Regions from separate parts of the Homo sapiens genome. Here region 1 is linked to region 2. The links are chromatin loops, found by intact Hi-C in ENCODE. Cell type or tissue: CD4-positive, alpha-beta T cell. All regions are shown on one strand. Links, peaks and the distances in the headings refer to the core of each region. The heading gives the core; the rest is flanking DNA. Region 1 has its middle 16 kb from the start of SERP1. Region 2 has its middle 44 kb from the start of MINDY4B.

What was found. Peaks named below come from ENCODE experiments on the same cell type or tissue, not always from the same donor. Only the 100,000 strongest peaks of a DNase experiment are listed, where the experiment ranks them.
Region 1: a loop joins it to region 2, with 27 times the contacts of the local background. A loop is called at or near these places in 25 of 110 quality-filtered maps.

What each region holds. Positions count from the first base shown.
Region 1 is chr3:150,522,527-150,538,600 of GRCh38, reverse strand. No RefSeq gene overlaps it. Among named protein-coding and RNA genes, the nearest start is that of SERP1, 16 kb to the left of the region's middle. RefSeq lists a silencer at 3,913-4,032. In CD4-positive, alpha-beta T cell, for the core only: a CTCF peak has its summit at 9,878 (motif pointing left); a DNase peak (open chromatin) is centred at 9,930.
Region 2 is chr3:150,853,368-150,869,441 of GRCh38, reverse strand. No RefSeq gene overlaps it. Among named protein-coding and RNA genes, the nearest start is that of MINDY4B, 44 kb to the left of the region's middle. In CD4-positive, alpha-beta T cell, for the core only: CTCF peaks have their summits at 3,776 and 3,980 (motif pointing right); a DNase peak (open chromatin) is centred at 3,931.

The sequences.
Region 1 (16,074 bases), core at 4,981-12,980, 340 kb after region 2:
GCACAACTGCAGATCCTAAAGCACAAATACATTCGGGATTGAGATAGATTGTAATTGCAGATAAAGCCTAAATCATAAAGGTGATTTTACAGTGGGAGTATCCAAGCATGTTTCTGCCTAGCTCCAGCCCTAGTTACTGGTGCACAATCTGCCTGTTAATTACTCGTGGATTAAGTGGAGAAGAAAGGTACCACAGACAATGAACGTCATCCGGAAAGTCATTTGTTCTTTCTTGAGAATAGTATAAAGATGTTTTTCAAGGCCAGATTCTTTTCTTTTTGTAAACATCCCACTAAAATTCATCTGTGTTGCCAAATACACACAGGGAAAGCTGACCCAGCAGAGTTTAATACTCAGCCTGGTTTTGTTCAGGCGCGGTGGCTCAATCCTATATACTCCCAGCACTTGGGGAGGCCAAGGCAGGTGGGTTGCTTGAGCTCAGGAGTTCGAGACCAGCCTGGGCAATATGATGAAACCCTGTCTCCACAAAAAATACAAAAATTAGCTGGGCTTGGTAGTGTGTGCCTGTGGTCCCAGCTACTCGGGAGGCTGAGATGGGAGGATTGCTTGAGCCCCGGAGGCAGAGATTGCAATGAGCTGAGATCACACCACTTCACTCCAGCCTGGGCAATGGAGCCAGAACCTGTCAAAAACAAAACAACAACAACAACAAAACTCAAACAAAAACAAAAACTCAGCCTGATCTAATCTGCTACTCAGAGTGTAGGTTGAGGACCAGCAATAACCTGGAAGCTTGATAGAAATGCAGTGTCTCAGACACCCCACCAAAGGCCCACTGAATCAGAATCTGCATTTTCACAGGATCCTCAGGTGATCTATCTGCAAACAAAACTTTGAGAAGTATTGAAAAGGGCCCTGAGTTCTGGTTCCAGCTCTGGCACTAACTAGTTCCATAGTCTTGCATCCCAAAACCTCCTTGAGCTTCATTCATTTCACTTGAGGAAGACGAAACACCCACCTGCCTCATACAGTGAAGTCTAATGATGGTAAAATCACTTTGAAAAATTAGAAATATTCTATGCAAATAAGATACCACTGACTTTGTGAGCTGCAAAACCAATAGAGCTTTGATAGGGTGAAGGACCTTCCTGACTAAAAACAGAAAGAAATCATAGCCTTCATATTGATATTTGGCTTGGCTGAAAGTCACCTACCATTCTAGGATCACTAGTTATTTGTAGATCTCAAATTATACTTTTACCTTTCCAAAGTTTGGCCTTCCAAATGGCTTCTCAAACTGTATAGGACTATGCATCATATTCTGCTATGTAGCTTCCGCTAAAAAATGTTTTGCATGTAGCAGGTTGAGAGCATATTGGTCTCAAAGATTACTCTTCCACACTAGTTAGCCCTGCTTTAGATGCTCCTATGACACCCCTTTTGTTACCTTACATCAAAATTGCCATCAGTGGGAAGTGCGGTGATTGTACCTACAGGTAATGCCATCCTGGACATGAAAAAGGCACTCGGCAAATATATAGGCTCTTAAAACTTGTCCTTGAAAAGTTGAATTCCCATTAAAAGAAAACAGAAAAATGTTTAGAGAAAATATATGGAATTTGGCCTGGATGTGGTGGCTTATGTCTTTAATCCCAGCACTTTGGGAGCCAAGGTGAGAGGATTGCTCAAGCCCAGGAGTTTGAGACCAGTCTGGGCAATGTAGTGAGACCCCATCTCTATAAAAAATAAAAAACTTAGCCAAATGTGGTGGCTCATGCTTGTAGTGCCAGCTACCTGGGAGGCTGAAGTGGAAAGATCGCTTGGGAGGTCAAGGCTGCAGTGAGCTGAGATCACACTACTGCACTCCAGCCTGGGTCACAAAGTGAGATTCTGTCTCAAAATAAGTAAACAAAATGGAATTTGATTTTATACCTTCCTCATTTTCAAATAAACTTAGATTTACAGAAAGGTTGCAAAGATAGCATAGAAAGTTCCTGTATATCCTTTACTCCAATTCCCCTAATATTAACATCTTATTATATCCATGGTATATTTTTCAAAACCAAGAAATTAACAGTACAGCAATAATAGTTTAACTAACTTAGGACTGTATTTGGATTTCACCAATATTCCACTAATGACCCTTTTCTGTTTCTGGATTCCCTCAAAGTTACCACACTTCAATGTAGCCTTCAGTCTTTTTGTTTGTTTGTTTGTTTGTTTTTGTTTTTTGGGGTTTTTTTTAGAGTGTCTCTTTCTGTCACCCAGGCTGGAGTACGGTGGTGCGATCATTGCTCACTGCAGCCTAAAACTCCTGGCCTCAAGTGATCCTCCTGCCTCGGTGTCCCAAAGTGCTGGGATTACAGGCATGAGCCACTGCACCTGGCCCTCTTTTTTGTTTGTTTGTTTTTTAGTAATGAGCAAATTGTGCCTCATATCAGATATCAGATAAAAATTCAGTATGCTAGATTTTTAAATATTTTAATTATAAAAAGTTCAAATATACATGAAATAACATGAGATGTCTACATGTCATTATCAATATGCCACAGTTGTTAAAATTTTGCCATATTTGCTTCAAATCTCTTTTTAAAAATATAAACAAAATGTTACAGGTAGGATGAAAATACCCCTTATTTGCCCCCTAAAGTCAATGTAGGCTATTTACATATTTTTCTGATACTTTTAGAATACATGTATACATTTATAAATAAAACATACCCTTGTACACTTTTAAGATTTAAAGAGGTGGTATCAAACTGTACATTGTCGTATGAAACTTTACACTCAACATCATTTTGAGGTTTCTTCAGTGGATCTGTTTCATTCATTTGAATTGCTTTATAGAGTATACTTTTTATAGATAAGCCACATTTGTTTATCTAACTTCCTTATGAGGGATACTGAAGTTGTTTCCACTTGTTCCCACTTGTTTGCAATGTGGGTTGTAATGAATATGGGTGTTTATATTAATATATTTTCTCCTTGTTTAACTGTATACAGAATTTCTCTAGTCTGGAATTTGGAATGTCTGGGCATGAGGTACATACATCTTCAAATGTATGAGGTATGGTGAAATAGGTTTTCATTTATGTCTTTAATTTTATGTTTGTATCCCTTTAAAAAAAAGCTTTTTTAAAGAGACAGAGTCTTGCTTTGTCACCCAGGCATGTTTAGTGGAGTAGCTCACTGAAGCCTCAAACTGCTGGGCTCAAGTGGTCCTCCTGCGTAAGCCTCCTGAATAGCTAGGACTACAGGTACTCGTCACCATGGCTGGCTAATTGTTTGTACTTCGTTGTAGAGACAGGGTGTCACTATGTTGACCAGGCTGGTCTCAAACTCCTGGGCTCAAGTGATCTTCCCACCTCGGCCTCCCAAAGTGCTGGGATTACAAACAGCCCCTTTGCCCAGCCTTCCTTCCTGTCTTTCAACAATGTTTTGTAGTTTTCAGAATATAAGTTTTGTTCTTGTTAAATTTATTTCTAAGTACATTATTCTTTTTGATTCCATTGTAAGTGGAATTTTTTCCTTAATTTTATTTTCTTTTTGCTCACTGCTACTGTATAGACATTCAGTTGTTTTTGTATATTGATCTTGTACCCTGCAACCTTGTAGAGCTCATTTACTAGTGCTAATAGTTGTTTAGTGAATTAGGATTTTCCACACACAAGATTGATCTGCAAATAGAGATAGTTTTACTTCTTTCCTTTCCAGTCTGAATGCCTTTTCTTTCATTTACTTGTCTAATTACCCTGGTCAGAATTAGCCTCCAGTACAATATTGAATAGACGTGGCAACAGTGGGCTGGGTGCGGTAGCTCACGCCGGTAATCCCAGCACTTTGGGAAGTCAAGGTAGGTGGATCACCTGAGGTCCGGAGCTCAAGACCAGCCTGGCCAACATGGTGAAACCCCGTCTCTACAAAACATACAAAAATTAGCCGGGCATGGTGGTGCACACCTGTAATCCCAGCTACTTGGGAGGCTGAGAGGAGAATTGATTGTACCTGGGAGGCAGAGGTTGCAGTGACCGGAGATCTTGCCACTGCACTCCAGCCTGGGCAAAAAAAAAAAAAAAAAAAAAAAAGCAGCAACAGTAGACATCTTTGTTTTCTTCTGGATCTTAACAAGAACAAGAAAACATTCAGTTGTTTACCATGAAGTATGATGTTAGTTGTGAGTTTTTTGAAGATGCCCTTTTTCAGGTAGAGATTTTGGTTTGCTAGTATCTCTGTAGAATTTTTACATTTATGTTCGTAAGAGATCTTGGTGTAGTTTTCATTTCTTGTTGTGTAGGTTTTGTTATCAGGGTAATACTGGCTTCGTAGAATAAGTCGGGAGTTGTTCTCTTCGGTTTCCTGGAAAAGCTTGTGAAGAATTGGCATGAATTCTTTGTATGTTTTGTAGAATTCACCAATAAAGCCATCTGGGCCTAGGCTTTTCTTTGTGGATAGTTGTTTTGTTACAAATTCAATTTCTTTTTTTCCCCACCTTTAGACAGGGTCTTCCTCTGTAACCTAGGCTGGAGTGCAGTGGCACGATCATGACTCACTGCAGCCTTGACCTCCTGGGCTCAAGCAATCCTCCTATCTCAGCCTCCCAAGTACCTGGGACTACAAGTGTATGTCACCACGCCCAGCTAATTATTTACTTTTTGTTTTGTAGAGATGGGGCCTCGCTATATTGCCCACACTGGTCTCAAACTCTTGGGCTCAAGTGATCCTCCCACCTCAGACTCCCAAAGTGCTGGAGTTACAGGTGTGAGCCACTGTGCCCACCCACAAATTCAATTTCTTTACTTGTTAGAGGTCTGTTCAGATTTTTTGTTTCTTCTTGATTCAGTGTTAGTAGTTTGTGTCTTTTTAGAAATTTGTTCATTTTGTCTGTTATCTGCTTGGCATACAGTTGTTCACAATATTCCTTTATAATCATTATTATTTTGTAACATTAATGGTAACATTTCCTCTTTCATTTGAGCCTTCTCTCTTTTTCTCGGTTAATCTAGCTAAAGGTTTGTCAACTTTGTTGCTCTTTTAAAAGAACCAACTTTCAGGTTTATTAATTCTCTCTATTGTTTTTCTGTACTCAATTTCTTCAATTTCTGCTCTATAGCCCTTGGTATTCTTGACTTGCCTGTGCTGGCATGGAACCTTTGCTATATGAATGGGCTGGAGTGATGGGGATTGGACCCAGTATTCTCAGTAGATTCTGTATCCCACGAGTGGGGGCTGGGTAGAAGAAGGGGGCTCCCACCTTTCGGCTACACCACCCAGAACTTAGCCTTTGCAACAGGTAGCTGGGAAAGGAGGAGAAATGGAGACATGCTGCCCTGATGGGAAGATACTGCAGCCCTCTAGATGGGAGGTGAGGGCAGAGGGAGCCCTGTGTTCTTGGCTGTGTCTACCTGGAGTAGGGTTCCCATCACTCTGAATATGGAAGGGGAAGGAAATTGGTCATGACTCAAATGCCATAGACTCTTACCATTCCTAACTAGTTTTAGTAGGTTTTCTTTTCTTTTCTTTTCTTTTCTTTTTGAGATGGAGTCTCACTCAGTCACCCAGGCTGGAGTGCAAGTGGCATCATCTTGGTTCACTGCAACCTCCTCCTCCTGGGTTCAAGTGATTCTCCTGCCTCAGCCTCCCGAGTAGCTGGGACTATAGGAATGCACCACCTCGCCCAGCTAATTTTTGTATTTTTTAGTAGAGATGGGGTTCCCCCATGTTGGCCAAGCTGGTCTTGAACTCCTGACTTCTCAGGTGATCTGCCTGCCTCGGCCTTCCAAAGTGCTGGGATTACAGGCATGAGTCACAATGCCCGGCCAGTTTTAGTAGGTTTTCTCGAATAAATGTTTCTTCATTTGCTGTATGGCCTTAAGACCATTTCTAGAGAATTTAAATTTTGTTTTTTAATGATTTTCACCAGTTTCATTGTGGAGTGGGTCCATGGAGGTCCTCAGGTTGCCATGCCAGAAAGAGAATCTTAGTGGTTGCTTTTATATTTTTAATTCAGTTTAGTAACTATATATTATATTTTCTTGGTTTTAATATCAAATCTATTAAACTAGGTATATTCAGAGAAATCTAGTTCTTATTTCTTGTTTTCTTTCTTTGAGACAGGGTCTTACTCTGTTGCCCTGGGTGGAGTGCAGTGGCATGATCACAGCTCACTACAGGCAGCTTCTACCTCTTGGGCTCATGTGATCCTCCCACCTCAGCCTCTTGGGTAGCTGGGATTATAGATGTGTGCCACCATGCCGGGCTAATTTTTTGTAATTTTTTTGTGTGTGCTGAGATGGGGTTTCACCATGTTGCCAGGTTGGTCTCCAACTCCTGGGCTCAAGCGAACTGTCCACCTCAGCCTCCCAAATTGCTGGGATTACAGGTGTGAACCACTGTGCCTGCCTTCAGTTCCTATTCTTGTTCTTTCTACTTTCTTGTCTCTTCCTATTGATAAGGTTACAATATTTTGTGAGATTAATATGGCATAACATTCACCCTTTTAAAGTGTACATTTCAGTGGTTTTTAGTATATTTTACAAAGCTATGCAACATCATTACTACCAAATTTCAGAATACTTCATTTCCCCAGAAATAAACTTTGTATCTATCACTCCCTTCCCCATACCTATTGATGTTCATTGCTCCTCCCCCTTCCCCTAACCTCTAGCAACCACAGAATCTACTTTCTCTCTAGATTTGCCTACTCTGGACTTTTCATATAAATGGAATAATACAGTATGTGACCTTTTGTGATTGACTTCTTTTACTTAACATAATGTTTTCAAGGCTCATTCATTTTAGAGCATGAATCAGTACTTCATTCTTTTTGATATGTTTCCCCATTCATCAGTTGATGGACATGTGGATTGTTTCCATTTGGGGGCTATTATGAATAATGTTGCCATGAACATTCATGTACAAGTTTTTGTGTTGGACATATGTGATTTCTTTTTTCTCTTGGGTATGTACCTAGGGGAACAATTCTTGGGTTTTAGATAACCTTTTTAAAAAAGGCTTTCTTTTACGCTTTTATTAAGAGATGGATAATAGAGATATGGATATATAAATATTCACTTTCTTAGATAAATGGTAGGATTGCACAGATACCCTTTTCTTTATCTTGCTTTCTCCACTTAAAATATATCCTGGAAACCAAAAGCAAAAAATATATATCCTAGGCATCAGCCCATGTAAGTGTATAGAGATATTCCTCACTTCTTTTTATAGCTCCATGATCAGGATGTGCCATGATTTATTCAACCAGTCACTATTCATAGACATTAGTTTTACAGTCTCTTGCCATTACAAATAGAACTGAAATAAATTACCTTATGTATTATATCTTTTCATATTTGTGCAAGTGTGTTTTTAGGATAAATTCTTGGAAGTAAGATTTCTGAGCCAAAGGATAAATGCAGTTCAGTATTATCAAATTCCCTTCCATTGAGGTTATTCTGTTCTATATTCCCTTCAGCAATGTATCAGAGTGACGGTATCCCTATGTGGTTACTTTTTATAATGTACTATATATGATTAAAAATAATAGGCCGGGAGTGGTGGCTCATGCCTGTCATCCCAGCACTTTGGGAGGCCGAGATGGGTGGATCACGAGATCAGGAGATCGAGACCATACTGGCCAAAATGATGAAACCCCGTCTCTACCAAAAATACAAAAATTAGGTGGGCGTGGTGGTGCGTGCCTGTAATCCCAGCTACTCGGGAGGCTGAGGCAGGAGAATCGCTTGAATCCAGGAGGCAGAGGTTGTAGTGAGCTGAGATCGCACCACTGCACTCCAGCCTGGCGACAGAGCAAGACTCCATCTCAAAATAATAATAATAATAATAATAATAATAATAATTTAAAAAGTGTATTCTCTAGTTTTTGGTGCCAGTTCTGTGTTTGTTTCTTTGTTCAAGTTGTTAATTATGTTGTTTACATCTAGATTCTTATCAGTTTTTTACTTTTTGATAGAGGTTTATGGACTTGTAAATTTCTTCCAATATTTCTGTATATTTTTCTTTAAATATTTTGAGGCTCTGTTAAGTATATTCAAATTTAGAGATATCTGTCTGATAGATTGTTTCTTTTTCATTATGTAACATCCATCCGAATCTCTAATAGTGCTTTTTCACTTACAGTCTATTATATTTGATATTACGGTTACATATAATCTTTAGTATATATATATATATATAGATATATGCACACACACAGATATGTATATACTCAAATACATAGTTGGCCCTCCATATCTGTGTGCATCTGTGAATTCAACCCTCCAAAGATTGAAAATATTCAGAACAAAATTCCATAAAGTTTCAAAAGGCAAAACTTGAACTTGCCATGCCTAGTACTGTGTTGAATTTACATGAATGAAATGATATGTAGGCATTGTGTTAGATGTTGTAAGTTATCTAAAGATGATTTAAAGTATATGGGAGAATGCCATATACTTTATTATATATTCAATATATATATATTGAATATATATCAGGTTATATTCAAATATTGTGCCATTTTATATAAGGGACTTGAGCATCCACAGATTTTTGTATTTGCCAGGGTCCTGGAACCAATCTATGGATACCTAGGGCAACTGTATACATTCAAACATACTGAACAATACATATTCAAATATATATTTATATATTCAAATAATATGTGTAATAAATATATGTATTCACCTTTCTTTTGGATGCAGTTTGCATCCAAAAGTATTTTTTTCTGCTCGTTTATGTTCAATCTCTCTATGTCCTTGCGTTTTAAGTATCTAGTATAAACATGTGGATTATAATTATGTTTTTATGTAGTTTGAAAATACTGTTTAATTCATCTGCATATATTAAAATTAGTAATGTTTTGGATTTATTTTTACTCTCATATTTATTGCCTTTCTGATTACTGTACGTTTTAGTTTTTATTATTTTGCTTACTTTTAACTTCTTTCTGTTGGATTGATTGGGATTTGGGATTTCCAGCATGGCATATTCTTTTTTCTTTCTTTCTTTTTTTCTTTTGAGACAGAGTCTTGCTCTGTCGCCCAGGCTGGAGTGCAGTGGCACAATCTCGGCTCACAGAAACCTCTGCCTCCTGGGTTCAAGCAATTCTTGTGCCTCAGCCTCTCAAGTAGCTGGGATTACAGGCATGCGCCACCATGCCAGGCTAATTTTTGTATTTTTGTAGAGACAGGGTTTCGCCATGTTGGCCAGGCTGGTCTCGAACTCATGACCTCAAGTGATCCACCCACCTCAGCCTCCTGAAGTGCTGGGATTACAGGTGTGAGCCACCATGCCCGGCAACATTTTATTTACTGTAGTGTTTACCTGTGGCTCTTCTATTTCAGAAACTGGTGGTGATTAAGTTGTATTTCTTTCCTCTCTCCCACTTTAGGGATAATTTGAGAAAGGCTTAATTTGTAGAAATTAATATGAAATTGTTTTTTCATTTAGAAATCATAATTTATACTTACATAAAGTACAGAAAACTGTAGCTTACCATGTAGCTTTTGGGGGGAAAACGACATTTTTATCATAATCTTTTGTACTGTAAAAATAATATATGTAATGCTTACTATCAAAAGATAGACTCTTTTGAATAACCCCATTATTGGGAAATACACGCCAAAATATTTAGGGGTAAAGACCCATGAGGTATATAACTTACCCGCAAATAGTTCAGGAAAATAATTATATCCAGAGAGAAAGAGAGAGAAAATAATGAAGTGAATGGTATAAAATGTTGAATAGGTAAATCTGGTAAAGGGTAAATATGGCTGTTTTTGGTAGTTTAAAAAATTTTTTTGCAACATTTTATAACTTTGAAATTATTTCCAAATAAAAAGTTTTAAACTCCATATTTAGCAAAGGATTACAAAAACCTCTTCTTTGTGAAATTTTTCAATCACATTATATTTTAAAAAGTGAATAAATGTTAGTATTTTTATAATGATTGGGTGCCCCCCAGTGTTCAATTTCCACAACTACTAATCTTACAAATTCAAACCCAACTTCCTACAGCTGTATTTAGAAATGCCTTTTTGTTGATTTTTTTTTTGTGGTGACAACGTAAGATTGTTGTTTTTTCTTGAGACACAGTCTTGCTCTGTAACATAAGGTTACGAGAAGAATGTGTATAATGTCAACATTTGTAAAAAAGAAAAATAGCCACAAGCTACTAAAATATGAAACCAGACCCATGCATTATGATATGAAATGCAGATTTCTGCCTCCCCTAGGACCTTAATCAGTACACAAACTAGTTAAAACTGGGGGTTTATACATAGTCCATGATAATTATAGGGCATAGAATTATTCAAAACATCCATTTACTGGAGGTGGAAGTGGTCACAGCAGGAAAACTAGCAACGCATTTTCTCCTTTTTTCTCTAAACAACAGATGTTATTGTCTTTCATCCAAATAAATTCCTTACGACAAAAGAACAAGTAGGTTTAACATTTGTCTTAAGGTAAATCAGTATCATAAGTTGTGAAAGAAACATACAATTTTAAAACAAACATCAAAAATCAGTCTGCTTTAACAAACTTCACTCATTCTGATGATCTAGTCTTCTTCCTGGATTGTGGCTATCATCCAAATTGTGCAGCAATTCTCTGAAAAACTGGAATGTAAAATGTTGAGTTCAGTTTAAATATCCCCGGTGTCTTCATCATTTCCAGTGTCATTGACTGGATTTAGGCATGCTCTCCTGGAACAGACGTAACCTGCTTTTGACAGTGGTTTGACCTGGAAGCTCAACTTGGACCTTTAGATGTCCAGCTTTATTTGTAATGTAATGTAAAATTATGTAACTTTGTTGTCTAGTAGTCTTGCAAGCCCAGCCATATAATGTCCGAAGTCTTTATCCAAACTTTTTCTTTCAATTTCTTTTGACCAACAAAACATGTTGTTTCGGTCGGGTGCGGTGGCTCATGCCTGTAATCCCAGCACTCTGGGAGGCAGAGGCAGGCAGACCACCTGAGGTCAGGAGCTCGAGACCAGCCTGGCCGAGACAGGAGACTCGCTTGAACCTGGGAGGTGGAGGTTGCAGTGAGCTGAGATTGTGCCATTGCACTCCAGCCTGGGTGACAAGAGTGAAACTCCATCTCAAACAAACAAACAAACAAACAAACAAAACAATGTTGTTTCTAACTGTCCATTTGCCAACATGTAGATTATCTGAGCTTACTGGTCCATTCTCCTTCTCAGATTCATTCTCATTTCAGATTCATTCTTGTTCTTACCACCATACCTATTTTTACCTTTGTTCTTGGGCAGAGCTGGGTGGAGGGCTGGGTCTCTATCTCCCTCTGTGGTGTGTGGGCACAGCAGTTACAGGAGGCCTGATACTGCGTATGGGAGAACGCTGGCGCATTTGGGAGAGCGTCCATTTGAGATTTCCTTATGATATTCTCCCCTCTGTGTTTTTCATAGTTACACGCTCTATCTCTATTCTCTCAAAAACACCTTTTAAACATAATCAGGTATATTTGATGAAGTCTAAAATGAATCTTTATTTCTACTTTCTTCTTGAACAAAGACTGTAAAATACTTTGATTTCAATTATCTCTTCCATATTTTACATTAATGTCATCTAGTATTTTTGCCCAAATTAGCTATTATTATTGTTTTTTATAAGCATGTGCTTTTTTTGTTTTTAAGTTGCTTATCATTCCTTCTTGCATCTCATTCTTTCTGGATTCCATTTTCTTTTTCCTGAAGTACATTCCTTAGTGTTCTTTCAGCAACTATCAATGACAAGTTCTTTCATCTCTTCGCATGAAAATGTTTTAATTTGCCTTCTCTCTTGAATGAGTTGGGTATTCACTTCTAGGTTGACAATAATTTTCCCTCAGCCATGAGATGTTATTCTATTTATTTATCTATAGACAGGGTCTCACTCTGCCGCCCAGGCTGGAGTGCGGTGGCGTGATTGTGGCTCACTGCAGCCTCAACCTCCCTGGACTCAGTGATCCTCCCACCTCAGCCTTCCTAATAGCTGGGACTACAGGTGCATGCCACCACATTCGGCTAATTTTTGTATTTTTTGTAGAGATGGGATTTCATCCTGTTGCCCAGGCTGGTCTCAAGTCACCATGGTCGCTGATCAGATTATTTCCTGGCGTCTCTATTATTGCTGTTACAAAGTCAGTTATCAGTTTTATTGTCCTTTTTTTTTTTTTTTTTTTTTTTTTTTTGAGACAGAGTCTTGCTCTGTTTCCAAGGCTGGAGTGTAGTGGCACAATCACAGCTCACTGCAGCCTCAACCCCCCTGGACTCAGTGATCCTCCCACCTTAGCCTCCTGAGTAGCTGGGACTACAAGTGTGTGCCACCACACCCTGCTCATTTTTGTGTTTTTAGAAGAGATGGGGTTTCACCATGTTGGCCAGGCTGGTCTTGAACTTGTGACCTCAAGTGATCTGCCCATCTCAGCCTCCCAAAGTGCTGGGATTACAGGTGTGAGCCACTGTGCCTAGCCAGTTTATTGTCCTTCTTTGTAATATATATTTTTTCTCAGCATCTTTAAAATGTATTAAAAGACTTTATCTTTGACTTTGGTGTTTTGAAGTTTCACTAAGTTACGTGGGACAGTAGGTCTATTTTACTTTTCTAACTTTGTGAACATAGTGATCTTTGAATCTGGGGTTTATGTCTTTCACCAAGGCTAGAAACTTTTCTGCCCTTTATCTCTTCAAATTTCTTCGTTTTTATTTCTTTGTTTTATTTTATTTTTCAGAGACAAAGTCTTTCTCTGTTGCTCTGGCTGGAGTGTATTGGCACCATCAGGGCTAACTGTAGCCTTGACCTCCCAGGCTCAGGCCATCCTCCCACCTTAGCCTCTCAAATAGCTAGGACTACAGGCTTGTGCCACCACTCCCGGTTAATTTTTAAATTTTTTTTTTGTCGAATTGGGAGTCTCATTATGTTGTCCAGGCTGGTCTTGAAGTCCTGGCCTCAAGTGATCCACAGATGCAAGCCACTGTGTGCCTAGCTCATCTCTTCAAATTTCTCTCTCTTTCCTTCCAGAATTCTCTTCTTTCCCTCCAGAATTCCTATTAAAATATGTTTAAACTTCTCGTGTTGTCTTTATGTTTCCTAATCTCTTCATTGCAATCCCTTCTTTTTATCTCTCAGCAATATTTTGGGTCATTTTCTCATCTGCCTCCTAGCTTGATAATGATCTCTTTAGTTTGGTCTAATGGGTTGTTTTGCTCGTCTTTTGTGGCTTTGAAGTTCCGATAATTCCTTTTCACTTCTAAAATTTCTTTCTTTTTTTTTTTTTTTTGAGACAGGATCTTGCTTTGTTGCCCAGGCTGGAGTGCAGTGGCACAGTCTCGGCTTACTGCAACCTCCTCCTCTCAGGTTCAAGCAATTCTCCTCCATCAGCTTCCCGAATAGCTGGGATTACAGGTGCCCGCCACCACGCCTGGCTAATTTTTGTATTTTTAGTAGAGACGGAGTTTTTCCATGTTGGCCAGGCTGGTCTCAAACTCCTGACCTCAAGTGATCCACCCACCTTGGCCTCCCAAAGTGCTGGTATTACAGGTGTGAACCATCATGCCCGGCTAACTTCTAAAATTTCTATTTGATTCCTTTTAAGATTTTTTCTGCAATCTTCCTTGTTTTTTAAATAAGGTCTTATTTTCTTTGGGTTTTCTTTTTCTTTTTTAATTATTTTTTTTAATTTGGCTTTCTTCATACCAGAGGTTGTGATTTTTTTAAAAACATGTTTTTAATAATTTTAAACATAATTATTTTATTTTCTTCCAGTTTTTTTTTATTGTCTCAAGTTTTGGTACTTGTGTTTACTGACTCTCACTTATGGTGGAATAATTCATTGCTTTAACAATTTTCTACAGTAGCCCATCTTTAGTGGGGGCTGTGTTTTCCTTGAAAATTGTCAGTGGCTTGAGTTGTAGAAATATTCTTTCATAAACGGGCATTGGCTTTGCAAAGAGCCATGGGACCCAAGGATATTGCTAATCTCACATTATTTTATGTTAATTTTTCAGCCGAGGTTTGGGGGTTAAAGTTCTTGGATTCTAAAATTTTTACACCGGACTGGGTGCGGTGGCTCACGCCTGTAATCCCAACACTTTGGAAGGCTTAGGTGGGTGGATCACCTGAGGTCAGGAGTTTGAGACCAGCTGGGCCAAAATGGAGAAACCCCGTCTCTACTAAAAATACAAAAATTAGCCGGGTGTGGTGGCCGGCACCTGTAATCCCAGCTACTCGGGGGGCTGAGTCAGGAGAATCACTTGAACCCGGGAGGAAGAGGTTGCAGTGAGCTGAGATTGTGCCACTGCACTCCAGCCTGGGCAACAGAGCAAGACTCTGTCTCAAATAATAATAATAATAACAATAATTTTACACCAGATCTGAGTTGAGGTAATTAGGCCCAAAGTTTTAAAATTCAAATAAATAAATACGTTTTATTTTCTGGACTCCAAAGTCCAGAAAAGAGGAAGATAAGCTTCCTAAGCATCTTTCTGACTTGGTAGTAGATACATTTCATGCTGGTCCACTTTTTAACTCAAAGATCTCAATTTATTCACCTTCACCTCCCTAACCTTTGTGGATTCAAGAGTTTATCTCTAGTCCCTTTGTAGCTTCTAGGACAGCCACAGGATTATCTGCTGTGCTCAGTTTTCCATTCCTTCTTCACTCTGGCACTTGGAGATTCTCCTTTATAACTTGTGAGTTTAGCTACTCAAGAGAATTATTGTTGTATTTTATTTAGCAATTCTTTGAACGTAGGGGTAGATTTTCCCAGTCCTCTTATTGAAATTGGAAGGCTTGACCTTGTTAAAGGATGATTTTCACTTTTTTTTTTTTTTGAGACAGGCAGGAATGCAGTGGCACACTCTGTCACAGTGGCACTGCTCTGTCACTCAGGCAGGAATGCAGTGGCACAATCACGGCTCACTGCAGCCCTGACCTCCAAGCAATTCTCCCCCTTCAGCCTCTTGAGTAGCTGGGACTACAGGCATGTGCCATCACATCTGGCTAATTTTTTATTTTTATTTCTATTTTTATTTTTTGTAGAGATGAAATTACCCCCAAAGGATGAAATTACCCCCAAAGGGAAAGTGGACCACCTACTTTGAGTCCCTGCCCCCTTATCCTTCCTCGCTGGCTCCCAACTTGGCTTCCTATGCAGGACTTATTTGTTCTGGCTGTTAGATCTGTTCTCAGACAACAAATTCTACCTCAATCCTTCACTTTTCACCTGAGTCTTTCAGAACATCATTGGTGATGTTCAGTCACAGGGAGACTGAGAGTTTGTACGAGGGGAAAAATTTTTTTTTTAAAAAGTGAAATTAACACAGAGAATTCACTATGTTGTCCAGGCTGGTCTCAAACTCCTGGGCTCAAGTGATCCTCCCGCCTTGGCCTCCCAAAGTGCTGGAATTATAGGCACGAGTCACTGTGCCTGGCTAAGGATGATTTTCACAGAGGGGTAAAATTATGACTCTATACAGATATAAAATGAACATGTGTTAAAGATTTTATTTAAGTCATTATAAATGAAGAAATAGTAAGATGTTAAACAATGAGTTCAAAGGAGAAGTCAAAGAAGCACAAATTTATGTGGAGCAAAGCAATACTGAAATGAATTTACAAATGGATGGAGAAACTGACTTTTTCAACAGGGGGCAGAAAATTGGATCTCTAACAAAATGTCTTTGTAAACAACACTAACTTTGCATTGTTATCACTTATTGACAATTTACAGAGTTGTAAAATAATTCAAAAGCAATGGAAAGGTACAATCAGATAACCTGAAAGGTGGGTTCTAAATAGTGCTTAGTTTTCCATTTGAGATACCCAATAATCTTTTTTGCTATTTCCAAATGTTCTAACCTTGGATTTTATAGGAATTTTTCCGAGAAGACTTTGTTATATTTTTTACCTTCATAGTGAAAGAAAACAGTATTTTTTCCTCTATCTTTTGCTCAGTTGATAGAGCCAAACTTTGGAGTAGGAGTCAGGGATAAAGCAAAGGAACTATAGTCAGGTACTGTATAGTAATGTTTTGGTCAACATTTGACCACATATATGACGGTGCTCCTATAAAATTATAATGAAATTGAAAAATTCCTATTTCCTAGTGACA
Region 2 (16,074 bases), core at 524-8,523:
CTTCCCTTATTCCTCCTTTGAATTTTTAATTTGTTTATAATTTATGTTAGTTTGCCATATTTTATATGGTATTGTAATTTGGGTTAAATTATTCCTGGAACAAGTCTATAAATAAGTAAAATAATGGAGGAAAGATTAAGTACCTACGTTTTAGATGTAAAAGTATAATTTTGATATATAAAACTATTAATTACTTTGTATATCAATGTTCAGTGAAAATAAGTTATTTTATCTTATAAACAGGGTACCCGGTAATACTTGATTTTTTTCTTCAGAGTGGAGACATGTTATTTAAAAATAACTGGAAGTGGCTGGGCGCGGTGGCTCACGCCTGTAATCCCAGCACTTTGGAAGGCCGAGGTGGGCGGATCACGAGGTCAGGAGATCGAGACCATCCTGGCTAACACGGTGAAACCCCATCTCTACTAAAAATACAAAAAATTAGCCAGGCGAGGTGGCGGGCACCTGTAGTCCCAGTTACTCAAAAGGCTGAGGCAGGAGAATGGCGTGAACCCAGGAGGCGGAGCCTGCAGTGAGCCGAGATCACGCCACTGCACTCCAACCTGGGCGACAGCGAGACTCCGTCTCAAAAAAAATAAAATAAAATAAAATAAAAAAATAAAAATAACTGGAAGTTTCTCAGAGCCATTAGTTCACTTTTAAACTTTGTTTTGAGAAAAATGACTTTTTTTTCAGCTTCTCAAATACAAAGCAGAAGAAAGCTGTTTGCTTGAAGACGGGGATATTAATTTTTCTGACTAGTCATCTAAACTGACTGTGTCTTTAGTGGGAATGAACCCTTGAGGCGATGGCAACTATTTTCCTCTTTCAAATATCAACTTAGACTGGAACATTCCCCCGAATTATTGTTTGCTCTTAGACAAGATGTGTGAATCATTTTTCCAAGAACATTCTCACCAATGTCACAAGACCCGTAGGAGCAGGCCAGGTTGGGGGAGGCCTAAGATTCCCTTCACTTCACACTGTGGAAATAACCCTGAATAGCAACTGGCTGAGACTGGACCTGAGCTGTCCAGGCTGTGGGCACTCTTCAGCCACACCTGGGCCTGCATTTTCTGTTAATGGTTGTAATTCCCTTGTCAGGGCCTTAGAGACATAATCATTCATTCATTCATTCATTCAATGTTTTTTATTTTATTTTTATTTTTATTTTTGAGATGGAGTCTCACTCTGTCGCCCAGGCTGGAGTGCACTGGTGTGACCTTGGCTCACTGTAACCTCCACCTCCCGGGTTCAAGCGATTCTTGTGCCTCAGCCTCCCAAGTAGCTGGGACTACAGGTGCACACAACCACTCTGGCTAATTTGTTTGTATTTTTTGGTAGAAATTGGGTTTCACCATGTTGGCCAGGCTGGTCTTTAACTCATGACCTCAAGTGATCTGCCCGCTTGGCCTCCCGAAGTGCTGGGATTCAGGCATGAGCTACCATGCCTGGCCATTCAATGTTTTTTAACATGCCCTATGTGCCAGGCACTATGCTTGATGCTGGGGAAAATCAGCACAGCGAGCAAAATCAGATGTGGCACACCCTCTTTTCTTATGAAACTTAGGCTCTTCTGAGGAGATGGCAATTAATCAAAAAGCACTTTAATAAAGATAAACTTGAAAACTAAGGGAAGAGATTTTGGGTGCGTCAATCTTATAATAAAGAACTGAAAGAAAAGGAAAAGGCATGTCTGAGGAAGAGATGGTTAGCTGAAGTAAGAAGGCTGCATAGAGATAACAGGGTAAGGGGAAGAAGGGCAAGCAGATGTGAAGCCCTGTGGTGAATGCGCCTGAGGAACAGAAAAGCCTGTGGGGCTAAAGAGTGGTTGTGAAGCAGCTGGAGCAAAAGGTGGGGCCACCGCAAGGCAGTGTAGACTATAAGGTGTGAGAAACCTTGGAAAGGTTTTAAGTGGCCTGGTAAGATTTGCATTTTGAACACATGCCTCAGAGTAGAACATGGATTGGAGAGAGCCCCAAGTGCATGCAGAGACCAGTTAGGCATGCGGAGACTAGTTAGTTAGGCAGTGGTGTGGACAAGAGATGGTCAGAACAGAATGGAGGCAATTAAAGTAGACTGAAGTGGGCCTCTCAGGAGACACCTCTTGGTAGGTAAAATGGAGAAGGCTGAAATAGGTTGCATGGGGAGGGAGATGAGGAAGAAAGAAAGAAGGATCAAGGATGACTTCTAGGTTTCTGATTTGATAACTGGATGGAAGGTTGTACCTTCACAGAACTTGGAAACACTCAAAACATACCAGATTTTGAGGGCAAGAAATCACACATCTAGTCTTAGACATGAAACATTCAAGTGGAAAGGTAGATTAATGGATCAGAAATAAGGATCTGGAAATCAATGGAGAGGTTTGGACCAGAGAAATAAATACACCTGGGAGTCACTAAGGGTAAGTAACATGGTGGCCTGGGGTAAGACTGCCCAAGGAGAGTATGAAGCAAGAAGATAGCTGGGCCTAATGCTGAGCCCTTAGGAATTCTCGTGTCAGCAGTCAGGCAGTGTGCGAAGAGCCTGGAAAGCAGGCGCAGAAGAAATAGCCAGAGACAGAGGAGAAAAATGAGAATTGAACTGTGTCTAGAAACCATGCCCTGTAGGTAAGGGCAGGCATTTCTTCCATCAATCATCGTGGGAACAGGAAGGAGGACGCCTAAGGAGAGGGAAGAAAGGCTCTCCCCACCCTAATGCTGCTGCCAGAGCTGGGAGCCTTGCACAGGGCCTGGACCAACATTTAGGGAACACAGCCAAGTGACAGAGAACGGCAAGTTGTCAGAAGTCCAAGGGGCTTCTTAAAGCAGAGACACGATCAGGAGAAGTAACATTTTAGGTTTTCCTGCATTGTAATTCCTTTGTGTTTAAATTAAGATGTTAAACATTCTAGCCTGATATTCCCTGTGCTTTGTTTGGGAAATTAAGAGAGGGATCTGCTTCACATGTAGAGACACTTTCTAACACCTGGAGAAGCCAGTCTTGTGAAGGAAAGAGGTCTCCTGAGAAGCCCAGAGCAATAGAACAGGATAGAATGATGAGCTAAGGTGTGAGGAAAATGACGCCAGCAAAAAAGCGCAACAGAGAAAACCAAATCAGATTCAAGATGGCGGCAAGAAAAGCCCAGTCTCAAAAAAAAAAAAAAAAGGGAAAAAGAAGGGCTGGGCGCAGTGGCTCACACCTGTAATCCCAGCACTTTGGGAGGCTGAGGCGGGTGGATCATGAGGTCAGGAGTTCCAGACCAGCCTGGCCAAGATGGTGAAACCCCGTATCTGCTAAAAATACAAAAATTAGCCAGGCGTGGTGGTGGGCACCTGTAATCCCAGCTACTCGGGAGGCTGAGGCAGAGAATTGCTTGAACCCGGGAGGCGGAGGTTGCAGTGAGCCCAGAACGCACCACTGCACTCCAGCCTGGGCGACAGAGTGAGACTCCGTCTCGGAAAAAAAAAAAAAAAGAAAAAAGAAAAGCCCAGTCTCAGAGGATGCAATTCTAGGTGAGTTCGGAACTTAAGTGAGGAATTAAGATAAATCCATTTCCATCAGGCTTGATATTTATACAAAAATGCTTCCCGTAATCTGATGAAGATAAGTGGTAAATGCACTGAAAAAAACATATTTCGGCAAAAAAACAAAAAGTATTATTATGGGTTGTCAGGGGCTATCTGAATAAATGATACTTTTAGTCAATGACTATGTTAAAATCAACCAGAGAGGATCTAGTCTGAATGAATTTAACCTGTTATTTTCAGAATAGCCAGTTTAACTTTAACTCTTCCGAATGTATTCCTATCCCCTCTCCTTCCAAGAAGGACTTGGGGTGGCTGATAACTGGTAAACTTTCTGGAGAACTTGTATTGTGTTTTCTCCTAGTGATTGAATCCAACAATGCGTGCGCGCGTGCGCGCGCGCGCACACACACACACACACACACACACACACACACACTTTTTATTACTGTCCACAAGGTGGTGCTATGAGAGTGACTTTTTAAATTTCATAACCACATAACTAAAAGTAAACGTGGGCAATTTAATCACATGCATATATATAGGCACACACGCCTACAAACCTAAAATATTTATACAGATTGATGTAATGGGTATTTAGTTTTGGTGATACTTAGGATTGGTGTCACTAAGCATAGTGTATAGGATTGCTCTGACCTAGGAGTCATCCCCTCTTCCACTCCAATGCAGCAGCAAAACCTGTAAGTGGTATTAATAGCTCTGAAATAGCTCCATTTGCACTGCTGTCTCCATGATACAGGTACCACTATCTCTCACCTGGACTATTACAATAGCCGTCCGACTGCTCTCCTCACCTTCTCTCTTGTCCCCTTCCAATCCCTTTTCCACACAGCACCACACAGCAATCAATTATCTTTTAAAAAAAAAATTGAATCTTGATTATCTTTAAAAAATTCAAGCCTGATGAATTATGTTAGAGTAATCCATATTATGATCATTTCTATGCACTTAGGACAAAAATGCCAAAATCTTCACATGATTTACAAGAGCCTGCAAGGTTTAGCCCCTGCTTCATATCCTGCCAGACTCCTCTCATGCCACTCTCCTCTCACCACCATGCTCCACCCAAACCAAGCTTGTTCCCACTTCGGGGGCTTTTTCCTGCTGTTCCCACTGCCCACAACAATCTTTACCCCCATCTCCTGCTTCAGAACAGCTTAAAAACCACTTCTTTAGTAGCACCATCTCTGACACCATCCCCCATCTAAATTAGGTCTCCTGGTTCATCTCTCTTAGCACCTTGTTCTTTTCCTTTATATCACTCATTGAGTGTTATGGTTTGGCTGTGTCCCCACCCAAATCTCATCATGAATTATAGCTCCCATAATCCCCACATGTTGTGGGAGGGACCCGGCGGGAGGTAATTGAATCATGGGGGTGGGTTTTCCCATGCTGTTCTCGTGATAGTGAATAAGTCTCACAAAATCTGATGGTTTTTTTGGTTTATTTTTTGAGATGGAGTTTCACTCTTGTTTCCCAGGCTGGAGTGCAAAGGCATGATCTTGGCTCACGGCAACCTCTGCCTCCCGGGTTCAAGCGATTCTCCTGCCTCAGCCTCCTGAGTAGCTGGGATTACAGGCATGTGCCACCACACCCGGCTAAGTTTGTATTTTTAGTTGAGTTGGGGTTTCTCCATGTTGGTCAGGCTGGTCTCGAACTCCTGACCTCAAGTGATCTGCCTGCCTCGGTCTCCCAAAGTGCTGGGATTACAGGCATGAGCCAATGCACCCAGCCAATCTGATGGTTTTACAAAGGGCACTTCTGCACACGCTGTCTTGCCTGCTACCACCACATAAGATGTGTCATTTCCCCTCCTTTGCCTTATGCCATGATTGTGAGACCTCCTCAGACACGTGTAACTGAATCCATTATACCTCTTTTTCTTTATAAATTACTCAGACTCAGGTATTTCTTCATAGTAGTATGAAAATGGACTAATACACCCAGGTTTACAATTACATCCTTATTTGTATGCTTATGTGTTAAATACCTAACTATCCACTAGTCTAGTGGTTCTTAAACTTTTTTATCTCAGGACCCCTTTATGCACCTAAAAATTAAGGACGTCAAAGTACTTTGGTTTATCTGGGTCACACCTGTTAATATTTATCCTATTAGAAATTAAAACTGAAAAATTGTTAAGTATTTATCTATTTATTTAAAATAACAACAAAACCTATTATATATTTACCTGAAATAGTATTTTATGGAAAACAATTATATTTTCCAAGAAAAAAATAGTAAAAAGAGTGGCATTATTTTACATTTCTGTACATTTGTTTAATGGCCAGCTTAATATGAGACAGCTGTATTCTCATATCTGCCTCTGCAGTCAATCTGCTGTGATACATTGTTTAGGCTGAAATATATGAAGAAAAGTTGACTTCACATATATATTTAGTTGAAAAAGGGAGGAAGAATTTTAATAGCTTTGTGGCTATTCTTCTTTGATACTACACCAAAACTCTACAAGGGGTAATGTATTAAGGGTTAGTCGCAAAGTAGAACCTGAAACTGTATCAGTGAACTTTTCAAATCTGTTTCATTAAAATCCATTGGTGTATCTTACACTTTGAATGGATCTTCCCCATGCATTAGTCATTTGAAGTATATTGATTCAATGTATTATGAAAATTAAATCATCATATTTTATAATATCAAAAAACTCACAGTAGTTACTATCACCACCAATCACATCAGAAAAGCCTTTAAGTATTGGGAAGCTATCATTAAAATATGTTACACAACAGGTAAATAAAAATAAACTTCTTTCTGGGAAAAAAATCACATTCTGGTGTTTCTTCTTCTTGTTCCTCAGTTATCTCACCCAGTGGGTTTGCAGATTTTTTACCAGCAAAATCTAGTTTTCACATGAAATTTCATGTGGAATCCCAACATGTACAACAGATACACACAAAGCTGATGTGGATAAAGCAGAGTCGGGGCCCATGGTTCTGCCCACTTTATCTCCTTTCTCACTCATGGTGCTGCCTCAGATGCCTTCCTTGAATCTGTGCCTCCCTACAGAAACTATTTTTGAAAACCCCTGATAGTCCTGCCTGTGGAATTAGACTTATTTGGTAGCAGAAACCCGATTTGAATTGGCTTAAACAAAAAGAACATTAGTTGACTCACATAATTGACAAGTTTGGAGGTAGTCCTGCCTTTCCACACAGATGGACTGAGGAGTTCCAACATTGTCATTGGGGCCTGGTCTCTCTTCTGTCTCTGTTCTGCAGTTTGTCTTTTTCTAAGGCGAGTATCCATTCCTACCAGCAAGATGGCCATGTCTACTAGCCAAATCCTACACTTTCATTCTCTCTTCTCAGACTTCCCTGCAGAAAAAGCAATTCTCCCCCAACTATATTACCAAGGCTCTGAGTCACATGGCCATGTCTGCATCCATTTCTGTGGCCAGGGAAACATAATGTTCTGTTTGGCCAGTCTGTAGTCACCTCAGCATCCTGGAACTGGGGATGGATTTAGCTTTATCCAAATCATATTAACTGAGAGAGCAGAAGCAACATTTCCTTAAGGATAATCAGTGTGTTGTTACAAGAAAAGTGACCGGATATTGGGCTGACAAGAATGTTCACTTCAGCTACCTGGACCTCTGTGCCCTGATTAAGCTCTCCTCCTGCCCTCCCACCCCATGAAATATTTGACCACACCTCAATGTGAACACTCCTAGTCCTGCTTTGATTTTCCATGCCCAGTACTTTGGAGTTACACATAGATGATGATGATGCCTGCAAGGCAGAGCTAAGGCTGAGGCAGAGCCTGGAGCAGGCAGCAGGCAAGTGAGAGTCTAGTTGCAAGAGCCAAGACCCGAATCCCAAACCAGAAGCAGGCTGTAAGAGGCACAGGAGCGCATGCAAACAGAGGGCTAGGAAGCCAGCCAGGTGGAAACCATAGAGATGTCTGAAGCCACACATAGAAGTTCCTGGATTTGTGGTGCTGCCCCAGCTGGCTTGCAGACCCACTTGCTTTAAGATTGCTTGCTCCTACTATAGAAAATACCACAGCCTCAGGATTAAAATCAGACTCTGATTTTCTTAGAAATGTATCACAGAGCAGGAAAAAAAAAAAAGGGGGGGGGAATGCTCACCAGGCAGTGGCTAGGTGTCCACACAACCCCAGTTCCCTAACCCATTAACATCTCTCACATGGATACAATTTTAGACCTGAATAGAACTTAACACTCTGATATTTGTCTTGAAATTCTTGATACGTATGGGGGTAGGAAGGGTTGCACAATCTAGTGAAAGTGAATAGAGAAGAAATATTGTGGTCATAAATTAGCACATGTTGAAAGGCTATTTGTACCTATTTAAACTACCTGAAAGTGTGTGAGGGTTTTCCATTGTTCCACATTATTGCCTGCATCTTCGCTATTCTGGTGGGTATATTGTATTACATTGTGATACAATACATTGTGGCTTCAATTTGCATTTCTCTGGTGACTAATAAATTTGAGCACCTTTTCATATGTTTTTGGTCATTTTGCTCTCTTCTTTGTGAAAGTGTTTGTTCAGGTCGTGTGCTTGTTTTTCTATTGGACTTTTTTTTTTCCCTGCAGTTTCAAGATTTAATAGAATGAAAACAGAGCTCCCATACAAAGGGAGGGGACCCAAAGAGGGTAGCCATTGCCAGCTCGAATGCCTGGGTTTATATCCTGATCATTGTCCCTCCTGCTGTGCTCTCAGGCAATAGATGATTGGCTATTTCTTTACCTCCTGTTTTTGCCTAATTAGCATTTTAGTGCGCTCCCTTTACTACCTGATTGGTCAGGTGTGAGCTAAGTTGCAAGCCCTGTGTTTAAAGGTGGATGCAGTCACCTTCCCAGCTAGGCTTAGGGATTCTTAGTCGACCTAGGAAATCCAGCTAGTCCTGTCTCTCAGTACCCCCTCTCAACAGGAAAACCCAAGTGCTGTTGGGGAGGTTGGCCAATGACCACTCTAACTGCTTCCTGCTGAATTGGGGTATAATAGGGGTTGTGCAGTTGAGATTTCCTTGGGAGGGGTGCCTTCGATGTCATTAACATTGGAGCATGGGCTAGCAAGCCGGTCCAGGGGTCTGCGGTAGATCTTAGTCATGGACTGCATCTGGGGCTCCATTTGAAGAACGATTTGTAGTTTTACAGCTTTGATTCTGGAAGAGTCAAACTTAACAAGGACGTTAAAGATACAGGGATTGAAATGTATGACCTGCAGTGCAGGGGATTATTTCTTTGGCACACTTTACAGGCCCTGACTATCTGCCTGATAGTTTTGAAAAGGCCTGGCCCGGTAAATAATGATTTGGCCATCTGATGGGTGCTATCAATGCCTAAGTAAAAGGTTTGGGGAAGGGTTTTAAGTAATCTCCATTGGTTAGCTGCAGGCAAAAGTATTTTTCCTTCTTTGGTGGCTAGCCATCCTGAGGGGAGGAAACTATGTGCTCCTGAGGTTCCCCATTCTATTTCTTCTTCTGAGTACTGGGGCTTGGTTTTCCAGAGGGGATTACCTCATACTAGGGGTCCTTCTATAAGCATTTTTAATGGAGGGTCCTGTCTTGTGGCTCTTGTTGCTTCAATATCCACTTGGCGGTTCCCTTCTATTTCCCTTTCCTTTTCTTTCTGATGACCCTGGCAGTGTAAGACTGTCACCTCTTTAGATTTCTGTACCACCAATAATAATCTCCTAATGGCTTCCTGATATTTGATAGATGTTCCCTCAGAAGTTAGGAATTCCCTTTCTTTCCATATTGTTGTATGGGCATGTAGGCAAGCATACGTAGAGTCTGTATATATATTTACCCTTTTTCCTTCTCCTAATTCTAGTGCCCAAGTGAGGGCTATTAGTTCTGCCAGCTGAGCACTAGTTCCTGGAGTGAGAGAATTACTTTCAAGTATTCCATTATCACTGACCACTGTATACCCCGCTTTTCGAAGTTCTTTTTCTACAAAGGAACTTCCATCAGTATACAAGTTGAGGTCTGGATCAGTCAAGGGAATCTCTAGAAGGTCCCCTCGAGTGGTGTAGGTTTGAGCAATTACTTGTTGACAGTTATGTTCTATCTTTTCTTCATTGTCTGGAAGAAATGTGGCTGGGTTAAGAGTTGCACAAGTGCACAGTTGCAGCACTGGCCTTTCAAGTAATAGAGCCTGATATTTAAGTAAATGGTTGTCTGACAGCCACAAGTCTCCTTTAGCAGTGAGTATGCCGTTCACATCATGAGATGTCCACACAGTAACATCTCTTCCCTGTATTATTTTAACTGCTTCAGATACTAAGACTGCTACTGCCACCACTACCCATAAACAATGAGGCCAACCTTTTGCCACTACATTGATTTCCTTACTCAGGTATGCCACAGGTTGCAAGCTCATCCCTCAGACCTGTGTAAGGACCCCTAGAGCTATTCCTGTTTTTTTCTGTGACATATAAAGAAAAGTCTTGCCCCATTGGCAAGCTTAACACTGTGGCTTGGGTTAGGACCTTCTTTAGGGCCTAGAAAGCCGATTCTGCTTCAGGTGTCCATCTTACTAAATGAGTATTGGCTTTCTGAGTTTCCTTAATTAGTGTATATAATGGCTTGGCTATTTTGCCATACCTGGGAATCCATATTCAGCAGAAGCCTGTTATGCCAAAGAACCCTCTTAGTCGCGTTAGGGTTTCGGGATGAGGATAAGCCAGTATAGGCTGGATACATTCCTCACTGAGGGCCCTGGTACCTTTGGATAATTTTAGCCCTAAGTATTTAACCTGCTGTGAGCAGAGCTGAGCCTTTGGTTTGGAAACCACAGGTGGCAAGGAAATTTAAGAGCGCTCGGGTGGCTTGATGGCACAAGGTTTCTGAACAGGCGGCTAAAAGTAAATCATCCATGTACTGAAGGACAAGAGTGTCCTGGTATGAGAACTGGCTCAAGTCTTGGGCTAATGCCTGGCCAAATAGATGGGGGCTATCCCTGAACCCTTGGGGTAAAACAGTCCAGGTGAGTTGAGATATTGGGTTCGAAGGATCTTCAAAGGCAAATAAGAATTGAGAGTCAAGATGCACAGGGATGCAGGAAAAGGCATCCTTAAGGTCCAGGACTGTAAACCACTCTGCTTCCTCTGGTATTTGGGAAAGCAGAGTATAAGGGTTAGGTACAGCTGGGTATAGAGGAACAATGGCCTCATTGATAATCCTGAGATCTTGCACTAACCTCCACTGTCCATTGGGTTTCTGTACTCCTAAAATTGGAGTATTGCAGGAGCTATTGCATGGTTTTACCAGGCCTTAGGCTTTTAGTTCCTTAACAATTTTTTGGAGTCCTTGTTGGGCCTCAGGTCTAAGGGGGTACTGCCTTGGTAGAGAAAGGAGGCAGAATCCTTTAGTTTAATTTGAATGGGATGGCCATTCTTTGCTCGTCCATATTTTCCTTCTGTTGCCCAGACTTCAGGATTAATTCCTTCCTCAAGCAGGGGACAACAAACGGGTGTTCCTTCTCCTATGTTCAGGTGTATAATGGCTCCTGCTTTTGCTAGAATGTCTCTCCTTAACAAGGTAGTGGGGCTTTTAGGCATAGTTAGAAAAGCATGTGAAAAGAGTAAAGTTCCCCAGTCACAACTTAGTGGCTGGGAGAAGTATCTAGTGACTGGCTGTCCTAGGACCCCTCAGATAGTGACAGATCTGGAGGACAGTTGTCCGGAACAGGAGAGTAAAACTGAGAAGGCCGCACCAGTGTCCAGGAGACAGTTAACCTCGTGGCCCTCAATGGTCAAGCATACCCGGGGCTCCGTGAGGGCGATGGCATGGGCTGGCGCTTGCCCCGGGCACCCTCAGTCCTGCTGCTGGATCATCTGGTTAGTGGCTTCTGACTCAGAGGACCTTCATTCCCTGGGGCAGTGGGCCTTCCAGTGATTCCCTTGACATAAGGGTCATGGACAAGGGGGTGGCTTATTTCTATTTGGACAATCTTTTTTAAAGTGTCCTTGTAGACTGCACTGGAAGCAAGCCCTATTAGGCATTTGATTTGCCCAGCTTTTCCCTTTTCCAGAGCCTCCAAAGTCTGCTTGCCTGAGGGCCATGACTGAAGTGGTGGCCTTTTTTTTTATCCCGTTTGTCCCATTCCGCCTGCTCCTCCTGATCTCTATTATAAAAAACCGAGGTTGCCAAGTTCAGTAGGGTTTCTAAGTTTTGTTCTGGGCCTAAGGCAAACTTTTGAAGTTTTTTTCTAATGTCTGCAGCTGACTGAGTGATAAACTTATCCTTTAAGATTAGTTGGCCTTCAACAGAGTCAGGTGACAGACAGGTATGCTTTCTCAATGCCTCCCTTAGTCTCTCCAGAAAGGCAGTAGGATTTTCTTCCTTTCCCTGTGTTATAGTGGACATCATTGAGTAATTCATAGGCTTCTTCCTAGTTTTCCTTAGTCCTTCTAGCACGCAAGTTAGCAAATGTCTGCGGCACCAATCTCCATGTTCTGATTTTGTGTCCCAATGAGAGTCTACACTGGGAACTGCCTGCGTGCCTGTGGGGAATCGTTCTCTTTCCTCTGTTGTCATCCTACCATTGACCTGACTGAGATACCAGAGAATGCCAATCTCTCGGGCTGCAGTTACAGCGGCACTTTTCTCATTTGGGTTAGTGTCTGATTTAGCAGTAACATTATATATCTCCATGTCAGATCAAAGGATTGTCCTAACCCTTGTAGAACATCAGTATAGACGTCAGGGTTATCTGAGAATTTACCTAGGTCTCTTTTAATTTGCTTCAAGTCTGAGAGAGAAAAAGTTACATTCATTCTGGCTGGGCTGAATTTTCCTCCTCCCACTGCTTGGAGGGGGCATAATTGGGGAATATTGGTACTCTTTGATTCATTGTTTACCCCTTTGTCTATCTCTTTTTGGACCGTTTGGGTTGAAGTGGGGGGTCCTTATTAGTTGGGGAAGGAGTCGAGGGGATGCTGGGGTAGGGAGGTAGAGTCTGAGGGCTTCCTGTGGGGCATAAATCACACTTTTTACATAATTGCGAGTTGTCTCTTAATGAAAAGAAAGTTTGTACATATGGCACTTCACTCCATTTGCCTTCTTTTCTACAAAGGAGGTCTAGCTGTAAGATGGTGTTATAATTCATACTTCCCTCAGGAGGCCAGGTTTCTCACTCTTGAAGAGGATATCATGGCCAGGCGGTACTGCAGAAGAATATAAGTCATTTCTTTCTTAGCGTCTGAGGGTCAAATTGGACCCAATTCTCCAGAATACATCTTAGGGGCGTTTTTGCCTTGTGGGGAAAAAGAACATAGGGATGCCAGCACCCCTAGTCATTTTCCGATGAGCATTAGTCATAGAGTGTCCTCTATGGTCCTAATGCTTATTCCTTTCCAGGGTGCGTAACCACCCATGGACCTCTGCTTATCGGATTATTTACACTCACTGATGTAGCAGTCCTGCACCCCTTTTCCCACCTTTCTTGACCGCAAAGAAAGGGGTCCAGGCTACTGGATTCTAGTGCTCCTTTAACAGCGTGCCCAACATTGCCTTTGTGCTCAGGGGTGAGTTCTAGAGCTGGGCTGGGTTCCTGAGTATTTCCTAACAAACCAGCTGCCCCATCAAGATGCACTCCCATAAACAACAGTTCTTATGCAAATTCGTTTCAGAGAGGGTGTAGGTAACCTTTTGAGTCAGGATTGAGATAGTCTTTTTGATTTTGTAAGTACTTTAAGGCTTGGCTGAGTGCAAACATTTCGAAAGTTTGAGTAGACCAATTATTAGGCAATTCTCCTAATTCTGCTTGCACAAGAGTCTCCCTATCAATTATTGAATACCCATTGTGGTTTTTTCCTCAATCATCTGGGAGGAACCATCTATCATCCTGTCCTGAAGGGAGCTCTTCCTAGGTCTGGTCAGACCTTTGTATGGTAATTAAGATTTAAATCACCTGTAAGGAAATCTGCTGGGTTAAGGGAATTATCAGTGGTTAGTGTTATATTACCTTTTTCTAACAGACTAACCCTATACTTTAAGATTTTTGAGTTAGTAAGCTACCTTTTTGCTTTTTTTGGCTTAGAATAATTCTGAACTGGTGAGGTGTGCTCACATGAGGTTTCCTCTAAAAGTTACTTTTCTACTTTCTTCTGTTAGCAAAGCAGTTGCCGCTACAGATTGAATGCATTTGGGCCAGGGCCATCTGCGGGTTACTGGGTTAAGGATTTGTCATAGGAAGGCTACGGGTTGTCAGTGGTCTCAGTATTTTCAAGCTATGCCTTTGTTTACACTGACAACAAGGTAGTGTTGGAGTGTTATAGGCTCATGGAGAAGACCTTCAATTATCAATTATAGGTTTTAAATTTACCCTGGCTTTTAAAGGAATAGGGCACACTTTTTTTTTTTTTTTTTTTTTTTTTTACTATTTCTATATTTCTCTCTCTTTGACTCCCTCTTTTTCTCTCTGTCTCTCTTCTCTGTCTCTCTCTCTCCTCTCTGTCTCTCTCTCTTAGCCATTACAAACTTGGGGCAGGTATACAGCCCATGTTGAGAGCTGTATACCTAAATTGGGAGGGACACCAGGGATAAGACTCCCTGGGTTTATAGCCTAGATGCCTAAGGACACAGTGTAGAGCTTCCTTAGATCCCTTTGGAGTTACAACTTGCTAGAGGAAAGGAAAGTCTGAACCATTAGTACCTAGGAGGCAGGGATCAGAGGAAGTAGATTCAGAGGTAAGGAGAATTTTGGGACTACACTTTCAAGAAAGTCATGGTCAGGACCCAGGAGGTATGGGTCAGAAGGAAAGGTAGGAGCGCCCGCATGGGCGACTGTTGAGTAGAGACTTCTGGCTGCGCCATGATCTCAACCAGCTAATGCCGGGAGTTTGGGATGACTGCTTTCTGCCTCTAGTCGGCCCTTGGCTTCCCCAGGAAAACTGAAAGTGGAAGCTGGCTCCAGGCAGACCAATGTTCCCAACTCAGAAGGGTTGGGGATTGTTAGAAAGCCCTTCCCCAGATAGCTTCACACATGAGTCTTAAGTCTGGCGGCCATGCTAATTGTTTTTAACTGGCTGACAGGTCCCTGGTATTTTCCTCCAATTCTAAGGAAGGATAGGACAGAAGAGCAAGTGAAAGTGGTCCAATATTACTCACCACTTTGGAGGTCCCTTTGTGGTTGCCAAAATGTTACTGGGGGGTCCTTGCTCCCAGAGCTCCCAAGATGGTGGTGGGCTGCTTCCAAAATGGCGGTGGGCTGCTTACAAGATGGCAGCAAGCCTCGTGTTCTCTGACCTGGGGTTCTTGGCCTCACGGATTCCAAGGAATGGAATCTTGGGCCATGTGGTGAGCATTATAGCTCTACTAGAAGCCGTGGGTCACGGAAGAGAACCGTAGAACCCAGTGACTAGTGTTCAGCTCAATTAGGACGAACCCGGGCACTTAGCCGTGCAGGAACAATGGCAAGCCTTTAGCCCAATTGGGAGCAGCAATGGGCCCCTCACTGGGTCAGGAGCACAGCGGACACCCTGCCAGATCCAGAGGGATGGAAGTCAGCGGCAGGTCTGTGACAGCAGCAAACAGCAGTAGCAGACGGTGAGCAAAAGCTCAGCTTGAACCATAACAAACATGGACCAGAAGAGAGTTGCAAGATTTAATAGAGTGAAAACAGAGCTCCCATACAAAGGGAGGGGACCCAAAAAGGGTAGCCCCCCCCCTTTTTTTTTGTTTCAATAGAGATAGGGCCTCACTATGTTGCCCAGACTGGATTCAAACTCCTAGGCTGAAGCAATCTCCTCCTGTCTCAGTCTCTGTCTTGTCTTTTTGTTATTGATTTGTAAGAGTTATTTGCTTATTCTGATATAAATACATATATTGCAAATATCTTCCTCCACTCTGTGGACTTTTCACTTTGTTAATGGCATCTTTTGAAAAACAGATGTCCTTATTTCCATGTAAATTTGTGCAACCTCTTTGAAAAACTGCTGAATATATACATTCTGTGACCCAGCAATTCCACTCCTAGGCTGAATCTACCTGGCCGAAATGCATATTTATGCTTACTAAAAGACAGGTTTAAGTATGTATATGGCAACACTACTCTCAAAAGCCAAAAACTGGAAACATCTCAAATGTCCATAAGTAGTAAAACATATAAACAAAAACTAGAATTCCACATAATAGAATACTATACAGCAATGAGAATGCATGAACTGTTGCTACATGCAACAACATGGATGGATCTTACAAACAAAATACAAAGGGTAAGAAGCTAGACAAGAAGTAGCACATGCTATATGGTGCCATTTATATATAATCCAAAAAAATGCAAAACTAATTTCTGGTGATAAGGGTCAGGAGAGTGATTACCTTTGGGGATAATGACTAGGAGAGGTACAAAGCACTTTGTGAGGTGCTAGTAATGTTACATTTCTAAGTCTGGGTGCTGGCTACATAGTTGTGTTCACTTTGCAAAAATTAATCAAAAGGATACATTTAAAATTTGTTATTTCTATATGTATTCTAGTTAGTAAAAAGATTTTCCTGAAATAGGGTGTTTGGATCAATTAGATGGCATTGTGGATCCAGAAATAAGCAC